Linked DNA regions of Homo sapiens: region 2 is linked to region 1. Evidence: read pairs that join two places in POLR2A ChIA-PET (ENCODE). Cell type or tissue: A673. All regions are shown on one strand.

What was found. ChIA-PET counts read pairs that join two places held together with the same protein. Peaks named below come from ENCODE experiments on the same cell type or tissue, not always from the same donor. Only the 100,000 strongest peaks of a DNase experiment are listed, where the experiment ranks them.
Region 2: POLR2A ChIA-PET joins it to region 1 with 8 read pairs; 5 of 35 experiments call an interaction of 5 or more read pairs at or near these places.

What each region holds. Positions count from the first base shown.
Region 1 is chr17:48,802,745-48,806,744 of GRCh38, forward strand. TTLL6 (tubulin tyrosine ligase like 6) reads right to left here. Exons shown (of 16, transcript NM_001130918.3): 2 at 2,028-2,247; 3 at 1,147-1,184. Among named protein-coding and RNA genes, the nearest start is that of TTLL6, 12 kb to the right of the region's middle. In A673, a CTCF peak has its summit at 2,286; a DNase peak (open chromatin) is centred at 2,297; H3K4me3 peaks cover 888 bases; H3K27ac peaks cover 2,633 bases.
Region 2 is chr17:48,634,979-48,638,978 of GRCh38, forward strand. LINC03057 (long intergenic non-protein coding RNA 3057) reads right to left here. Exons shown (of 2, transcript NR_186590.1): 2 at 1-1,795. Among named protein-coding and RNA genes, the nearest start is that of MIR196A1, 4.4 kb to the left of the region's middle. In A673, a CTCF peak has its summit at 1,649 (motif pointing right); a DNase peak (open chromatin) is centred at 1,693.

The DNA.
Region 1 (4,000 bases):
CCTGTACTCCCAGCTACTCAGGAGGCTGAGGCAGGAGAATCACTTGAACCCGGGAGGCGAAGGTTGCAGTGAGCCAAGATCATGCCATTACACTCCAGCCTGGGCGACAGAGCGAGGCTCCATCTCAAAAAAAATAAATAAATGGCCAGGCGCAGTGGCTCATGCCTGTAATCCCAACACTCTGGGACGCTGAGGCGGGCAGATCACCTCAGGTTGGGAGCCCAAGACCGGCCTGACCAACATGGAGAAACACCCATCTCTACTAAAACTACAAAATTAGCTGGGCGAGGTGGTGCATGCCTGTAATTCCAGCTACTCAGGGGGCTGAGGCAAGAAAATCGCTTGAGCCCAGGAGGCAGAGGTTGCGGTGAGCCGAGATTGTGCCATTGCACTCCAGCCTGGGCAACAAGAGTGAAACCCAGTCTCAAAAATAAAATAAATAAATGCAATACAATACAATACAGCAAGAGCCGGGCACAGTGGCTCACACCTATAATCCCAGCACTTTGGGAGGCCGAGGCGGGTGGATCACTTGAGGTCAGGAGTTTTAGACCAGCATGGCCAATGCTGCGAAACCCCATCTCTACTAGAAATACAAAAATTTAGCCGGGCATGGTGGCACTTGCCTGTAATCCCAGCTACTAGGGAGGCTGAGGCAGGAGAATCACTTAAACCTAGGAGGTAGAGGTTGCAATGAGCTGAGATCACGCCACTGCACTCCAGAGCAAGATTCCGTGTCAAAAAAAAAAACAAAAAAAAAAAACAGCAACAGCAACACTGTGTTCTAAAATAGAAAATAGGTCTGTAGATCAGATTCAGTTCACGAACTGCAAGTTTGTAACTTGTACTCTGAAACAGAGCCACTGGCTGCAGCAACAGCTGTCTCTTTTACAAGTAGATCCCCAAATCACTATATATAAGAATTACAGATAGTTGAAGTACACACCATTGTGGTGAAAACCCATGACTCTTGGAATAGGATTCCCAACCTCTTTAATTAAATAGTTCATTGAGCTAGGAGAACTGAAGGACAGGATTTGAAGATACGCCCTTTCATCCTCACAAATATACAAGAGTGACTCTTCCCAACCCTTTGGGAGAATCCAGTGGGTCCCCATTATAGATCTCCTGAATGTAGATGCTCACCACTCTCATACCGGCAGCTGGATAGATTGATCACCAATCATCTGGAAAAGAGAAAAAGGAAAGCAGCAAGACAGAGACACACTTGCCAGAACAAGTGACTGTATCCAGAAACATCCTGTCCCAGGTGGAGCTGTCTGAAATCTAGCCTGCCATGCTAAGCCTGGTTTGACCGTCCCTGTTGCTGAGGACACGAGTCCAAGGGGGTACAGCATGGTGGAAAACATGGCATCAGGGTACTATTACTCTACCCAGAAGGTAGAAATTCTGTATTGCAATTACAGCTGATCTTGCTTGCAGCTTCTCACTAACATCATTGCCTCAAGCCTTTTACTCCACTGGCTCATCAGGGACAGGAATTGAAAATATTTTTGGCCAAAATACTTGTCTCCTTCCTCTTCCCCCCATTAAGGGAAGCTATGAATAAGAAAGTGGACAAGCTTTCCTTCATCAATCAGTCTGAATGGAGCAAGGCATGGTGAAATATTAAACAAGAACTGGAATGCACAAGCTGCAGTTGGATCCTGATAAGTCAGTATGGTGCTATCATACTGAAGGCGTACTAAATTTCCAGGACAAATCAGCGCCTTCTTAAAACAAGGAAATCTTCTTTTCCTGCTATTTTTTAAAGGCATCCTAAACACAAATAGAATGAAAATTAGGACAAGGCATGGTTTTTTAGATTACACACACAATCATTTGATTCTATAAAACAGATCATCGAAAGTAGATTCTTTTTATATGAACCAAAAGTGGTGAGATGTTGACAGTCTCAGCACACAGTTTCTCCTTTACTCTCTCATCATCAGCCAAGACCCCCTTCCCTCCAAGTCCTTCCTGTTATTACCAACATGGCTCCCCATTCCCCAGCTTTCAATCCTAACCTCTTTTTCTTCCTCTTCTTCTTGCCTTGCTGCTGGGCATTCTGAAGTCCGTTTTGTGCCCCTGGGTTCTCTCTCACAAAAGCCAGCGCGACGGTTTCTTTTGGATCTTCTTTGGAACTGTCCCCCTTCTCTTCGGAGTTTTCCCCTTCCTGGCTTTCCAAAGTCGGGCACTGTGGCATCTCCCTGGCCTGGGAGGAGGCTCTGGGGAAATACCAGGCCCCTAGAGAGAGGGCAGAGGGAGCCGCAGTTACAGAGATCCACCTGCAGGGGGACCCCCTCCCTCGCTCATGTGGGTAGAGACCCAGGGTTCTAATTCAACGCAACAGGTTGCAGTTTATAAAATGCCACCCGGCCTCCGCGGTTTGATGCAAGCTCAGGGAGGGAGCTGATTCCACCTTTTGCCATTGGCTGTGACCTTGGAGACTCACTCAGCCAACGCTAGCCTTGGTTTTTCCCTCCTGGGATTTTCAGGAGAAGCCTGAGATGCTGTGCATGGCACCACCTGGTAAACAATCTTATTAAAGTGAGTGAGTGTCTGGAGACAGCGAAGCCCCAAGCCTTCCTAGCTGAGAGAGTTAGTCCTAGAGGGTGCAGGTGGAGGTGCTTTGAGGAGGTCTGTTAACTGTTTCAGCACTGCACTGAACCTCCACACAGCAATATGCTGGCCTGAAAATAAATGCAACTGCCGCTCGTGGAGTACAAGACTAATGTGTAGCTGATTGAACAATAAGATTCAAGCCCAGGGCCAGATGCAGACCTTCAGAGACACCAACCACAGAGAAGGCTGTGTCTCTCCCACCATCCATTCCAAAATAAAAACAAGATCAAATTATAAAATACATGTAAGGAAGTCCAGTAAAGATCTCATCCTCCCTGGCCCCATGAGATTTCGTTCATGTTTACTCAAAATGCCAAATATCGCCAGGCGCAGCGGCTCACGCCTGTAATCCCAACACTCTGGGAGGCCAAGGCGGGCAGATCATTTGAGGTCAGACGTTTGAGACCAGCCTGGCCAACATGGTGAAACCCCGTCTCTATTAAAAATACAAAAAAAAAGGCTAGGCGCAGTGGCTTACACCTGTAATCCCAGCACTTTGGAAGTCCAAGGCAGGCGGATCACCTGAGGTCGGGAGATTGAGACCAGCCCTACCCACACAGAGAAACCCTGTCTCTACTAAAAATACAAAATAAGCCAGGCATGGTGGTGCATGCCTGTAATCCCAGCTACTCAGGAGGCTGAGGCAGGAGAATCGCTTGAACCCAGGAGGCGGAGGTTGTGGTGAGCCAAGATCGTGCCATTGCACTCTAGCCTGGGCAACAAGAGAGAAACTCCATCTCAAAAAAAAAAAAAAATTAGCCATATGTGGTGGTGGGTACCTGTAATCCCAGTTACTAGGAAGACTGAGGCAGGAGAATCGCTTGAACCAGAAGGCAGAGGTTGCAGTGAGCCGAGATCATGCCACTGCACTCCAGCCTGGGCCATAGAGCGAGACTCCATCTCAAAAAAAAAAAAAGAAATGTCAAATATCAACTATTTTTAATGGATGTGAATGCCCCTGCTTCACTCCTCCTTAAGAACATGCTTAGTTTGCCTTTGGGTAACCCAGAACTGCCAGGCCCAATTAATGGATTCATATTCCCTCACATCCAAGGCACCTATGACCACAGAGCCAATTTTCTGGTGCTTTCCCTTCCTCTCTTCACCTCCGAAAATCCTGCAAACCTCCTCACATTTCAACCCCTCTCCTCCGATGTCCACAGTCCCCTTGCTACTTATTACCTGTTCCTCCCTCACAAATTCTTTGGATTTAAAAAAAGATAATAATACATTACAATGTATTATCATTGAAAGAATATAACATTAAAGGAGGCTTAGAAAATGAGGTAGGATGAGAAATCACCTGTAGCTTTCCTACTCTATCATAGTCACTTTAAACTGTCTATGAATTCACTTTTATTCTTAATTTCTAAGC
Region 2 (4,000 bases), 170 kb before region 1:
GCTCCAGGGGCCTGGTTAGGTGCCCTTCTGGATGGGAGAGCAAAAGGTTCTCCATCCTGCCTCACAGTTATTCACCTCCAAAACAGTTTTGAGACACAATGGATGGCTAAGATTAGCTCAGGCTCAGGCAGAGTGTTCAGGTACAGGAGTGAGGTCCAGCTGCAGGCCCAAGAGGGGGTTTAGTGCACTGAAGGCACCCACCTTCCCATAGATACACACATAGATAACCCCACTCCCCAACCCCAAGAAAAGGCACCAAAGTGCTGCTGGATATTTTAAAAATCTGATTAAAAAATAAACGGGCAGGGAAAATACTAGGCAGTATAGGTTTTGAATTTTCTGAAGGGTTAACTCTGCTGCAGGCAGTCCCACTCGGCCCCAGCTCTCCAGAGGTGGGTGGTGGTCTGGGGGCAGTGCCCTCTGGCCCCTTCCTAGCACCAAAAGGGAGGAATTGGGGAGCTCTTTAACAGCTGGAGGGCAGGAAGTATCTTATTTCTGGCCAACATTCATATTCCAGTATTTGCATGGGGAGGCCCCTCCAGCCTCCCTCATTTGCTCTTTATCATGTTATATTTTCATTCAAAATACTGAGATGGCAGCTACTGGCTGTCACTTCTTCTATTAGGATTTCCCTCTGGGAGGACGGCAGGACTGAGGGGCCAGCAGTTTCCAGACCATTCAAGAGTGTTATTACCCATCCCCTACCGGGCACCTGGTGGGGGCCGGTGTGCTGGCTCCCAGCCTACTGCTGGCCTGGGTCTCTGTGGCTCCCTGGCTGAGAAAAGGAGATGGAAACCTTTTATAGTCTTAGACTCTTTGGAAAAACTGAAGAGGCCATAGCCTTAGGATGATGCACCTGCACACCCATATGTTTTGCATACATTTCCAGGGGCTTTGTGGCTTCCCCCTACCCCCATCCCAAGAACCCAGGCCATGGATTCCAATTAAAAAAACAAAATTATCTGTATGGTGCCAAAGGACACCCCAAAGCCATTCCCATAGATACCAGCTGTGTCTTTCCGAGGGCTCCCCAAAGGATAAGTCAACTTTCAGAGGCTCAGCACAGACACCCATGGCCGGGGTGCTGGTGCCGCTCATACACTAACTAGCTGAGATGATGGTCACTCCGTGAGTAAAGGCCAGTTAGGCAACATTTCTTTTCACCCCCAAACGTTTTCCAAACACTTTTCCAAAAGCATGTTGACCTCCAAATTATTCAGAAAATTGATGGCCATGCTGGAGGGTTTAGAGGTAACTTCTCCCCACTCCCTTTCTTCCTTGAAGATAAAGCAGAGTTCTAGCGTAACTGGAGGGGGGCTAGACAATTTGGTTGGTGAGAGGAGGCAGTGTAGACACAGACGCAGAACACAAGTTCCTTAAAGAAACAAAAATTGAGACCCTTTTCCATTTTGTGAGAGTCACAAGAATAAATATTTCTGGGACTTCCTGGCCTGTCTCCCTTCACAGGGTTCATTACAGGCGGGGAGGGAGGAGACAGTCTCGGAGAATTCAGAGGTGCCAGAAGCCGAGTTCCTAGACCCCAGCTGGATTTTTTTTTTTTTTTTTTTTTTTTTTCCAATTTCTGGCGGCGGGCGGCTGGGGAAGCAGCTCTGTGGTCTCCCGGCGGGTGAGGCCGAGACAGAGACCAACCTCTAGGCGGCGCCCTGGCGTTGAGTCCGCGCTGAACAAGATTCTCTCGCAGCTCTGCGTCCCGCGCCGGGTGAAGGGGCGTGTTCCTGCAGGCGCTCGGGGCTCGGCCTGGAGCTGGCGGCCGGCACGTCGCCTTTGGCGCCCTCTGCCAACCAAGAGAAACACGGTTAAATGAGTGCGCTGGGACAGAAATCCACAGCTAATCAAGGCCCCATCCGCTCCCACCCCCTGGCCCTTACCTCCTAACTCCATCTCCGACGCTAGGGAGCCTTCCACAGCCCGAATCTCCTTTGATGTCCCCAGCAGCCGGCTAGAGGGCAGCGCCAGCATCTTTAAACCCCTCCCCCAGCTTGCAAAAGAAGACACTGAGGTCCGAAGGAATTAAGTGATTAGCCCAAGATCGGAGCAGCTATTAAAAGTGGTGAAGCAGGGCTGGAGGAGGAGCCCTCTATTCCAAGTGGAATGTTCTTTACCCCAAATTACCACGACCATTCACCCCCTCCAAACGTGTCTTTCTTGTAAGCAAAATTCATCTCCAGAAAGGCAGCTTTTTGGTGTTTTCTATGTTGGAAGTTTGGCGTTTCTTGGGTTTCAAATTTGGGGAGGCCCATAAGAAAACTAGAGGCGGATATAGGGACAGCCAGTACAGGATTCAAAGCCAGGGCAAATCCAGCCCCCTCTTCCAAGAAATGCCAACTCCTCACTTATGACGTCCCTAGCTGCATGACCCTGGCCAAGTGCCTTAGGCCCCGAGGTGCCCAGATGAAGACCTACTGGAAAGGGAAGTTGTGAAGTGTGAATGCTTTGTGAAAGAGACTCAACAACTAAGAGAAGCTGCCAGCAGCAGGACTGCTCCACAGCCCCCAAACGAGGGGGGTTAGGGCCAGTCAGGCCACTCTCCTTCTTGGCCCAAATAGGGCCTCTTTGTTAAATTCTTGTGGAGCAAGGAAAGAGAGGTCTTGTTCTGGAATGAGCCCCTCAGAAACGTCCAGGGCCTAGGAAGAGCAGGATAGGAGAAACCAGGGTCCCTCTTCCCCTTCCCCTGTGGCAGAGATGCCATTTTATACTGCAGAGCCCTCTGAGAGACATTTCTGCAAAGTTATTCCTAAAACAGAGGAGCCAGAGAATCACCTGCGGAGGAGGAAGGCAACAAGAGGAGGGACGGGCTGCTGGGACCAGGCAGCAAAGGACAGGCACCTACTATGGGGCAGACTATGATGGGGCGCCTGCTGGGGTCTACAGTCCCACAAGAGGTGCATTTCCCAGCCGGGCAGGAGCTCTTGAGGATGCCTAATTACCCAGCGCACATCTGGAGCAGCTGCACCCTCGGACACATTATTTCGCTCCAACCCCTATTTTCATTCTGGAGGCTGAGTCATAAAAGACTGTAGAGGCAGAATAAAGTCGGGTCTGTATGTGTCAGCATTCCTGTGTGTGAGTGTGTGTGTGAATATGTGCACGTCTGGGGTGACGTCTGTGCATCTCACTGTGATTGCCCAACGGATTCGCTAAAGTTAGGGAAAAAAATGGAGCAACATCAGGCGAATTCAACTGCGAACATACTGTCAGCCTCATTATCTGCCCATTTCAAGGGAAAGCATTTGGGTCTTGGAATTAGCCAGTTAATTGCCTCACTTCTTTGTTCACTTTAGGGCAGGAGGAATTATCTGCATCCTTTTAAAGCATCTATATTTCAAAACTTTAAGATCTCCGCATTCTCAATTTTCTTTATTTCTATCTTTATAACACTTGAGCACTCAGATCTGCCTGTATCTCTCTCTCTCTCTCTCACATACACACATACACACACACACACACGTGCTTCATGCTTGAAAAGTAACTCTTAGTATCTGCATCTGTAAAATCTGGTGTCTTAACTCTTAAAGTTGATGTAAGGATTAATTAATGTACTATGATGTACTATGTGTCTAGCATTTAGCACAATACCAGGTGCACAGGCAGCATTTAGTAAATAGTAACTATTAATAATAAGGAGGAGGACGAAGAGAAAAGAGGAGGGGGAAAGTGGTATGGGGGGTGGGGGTGAGTGGCAAGGAGGAAACCTGCTTTGTTCACAGAGAGCCAGCCTAGGACGGAGGGTGTGTGTCTCAGCTGTATATGTATAATGTATTCTTTTGACTTAGAGCAATGTCTATAAAAGTGAGGCCCCTTGGACCCCTTGGCCTGTAACTACCTCTTCAATAAGGTACAGAGAATTGGGGCAATTATCTGGCTCATTTCAGGTTCAAACTCCCTTTAGCCTGTAGTATCTGGATCTCATAGGGGAAAGGTCTGAGAAGTGGTGGCTTGTATTCCTTTGGCTTTTCAAGGAGTTATTTCCCTTTGCTGT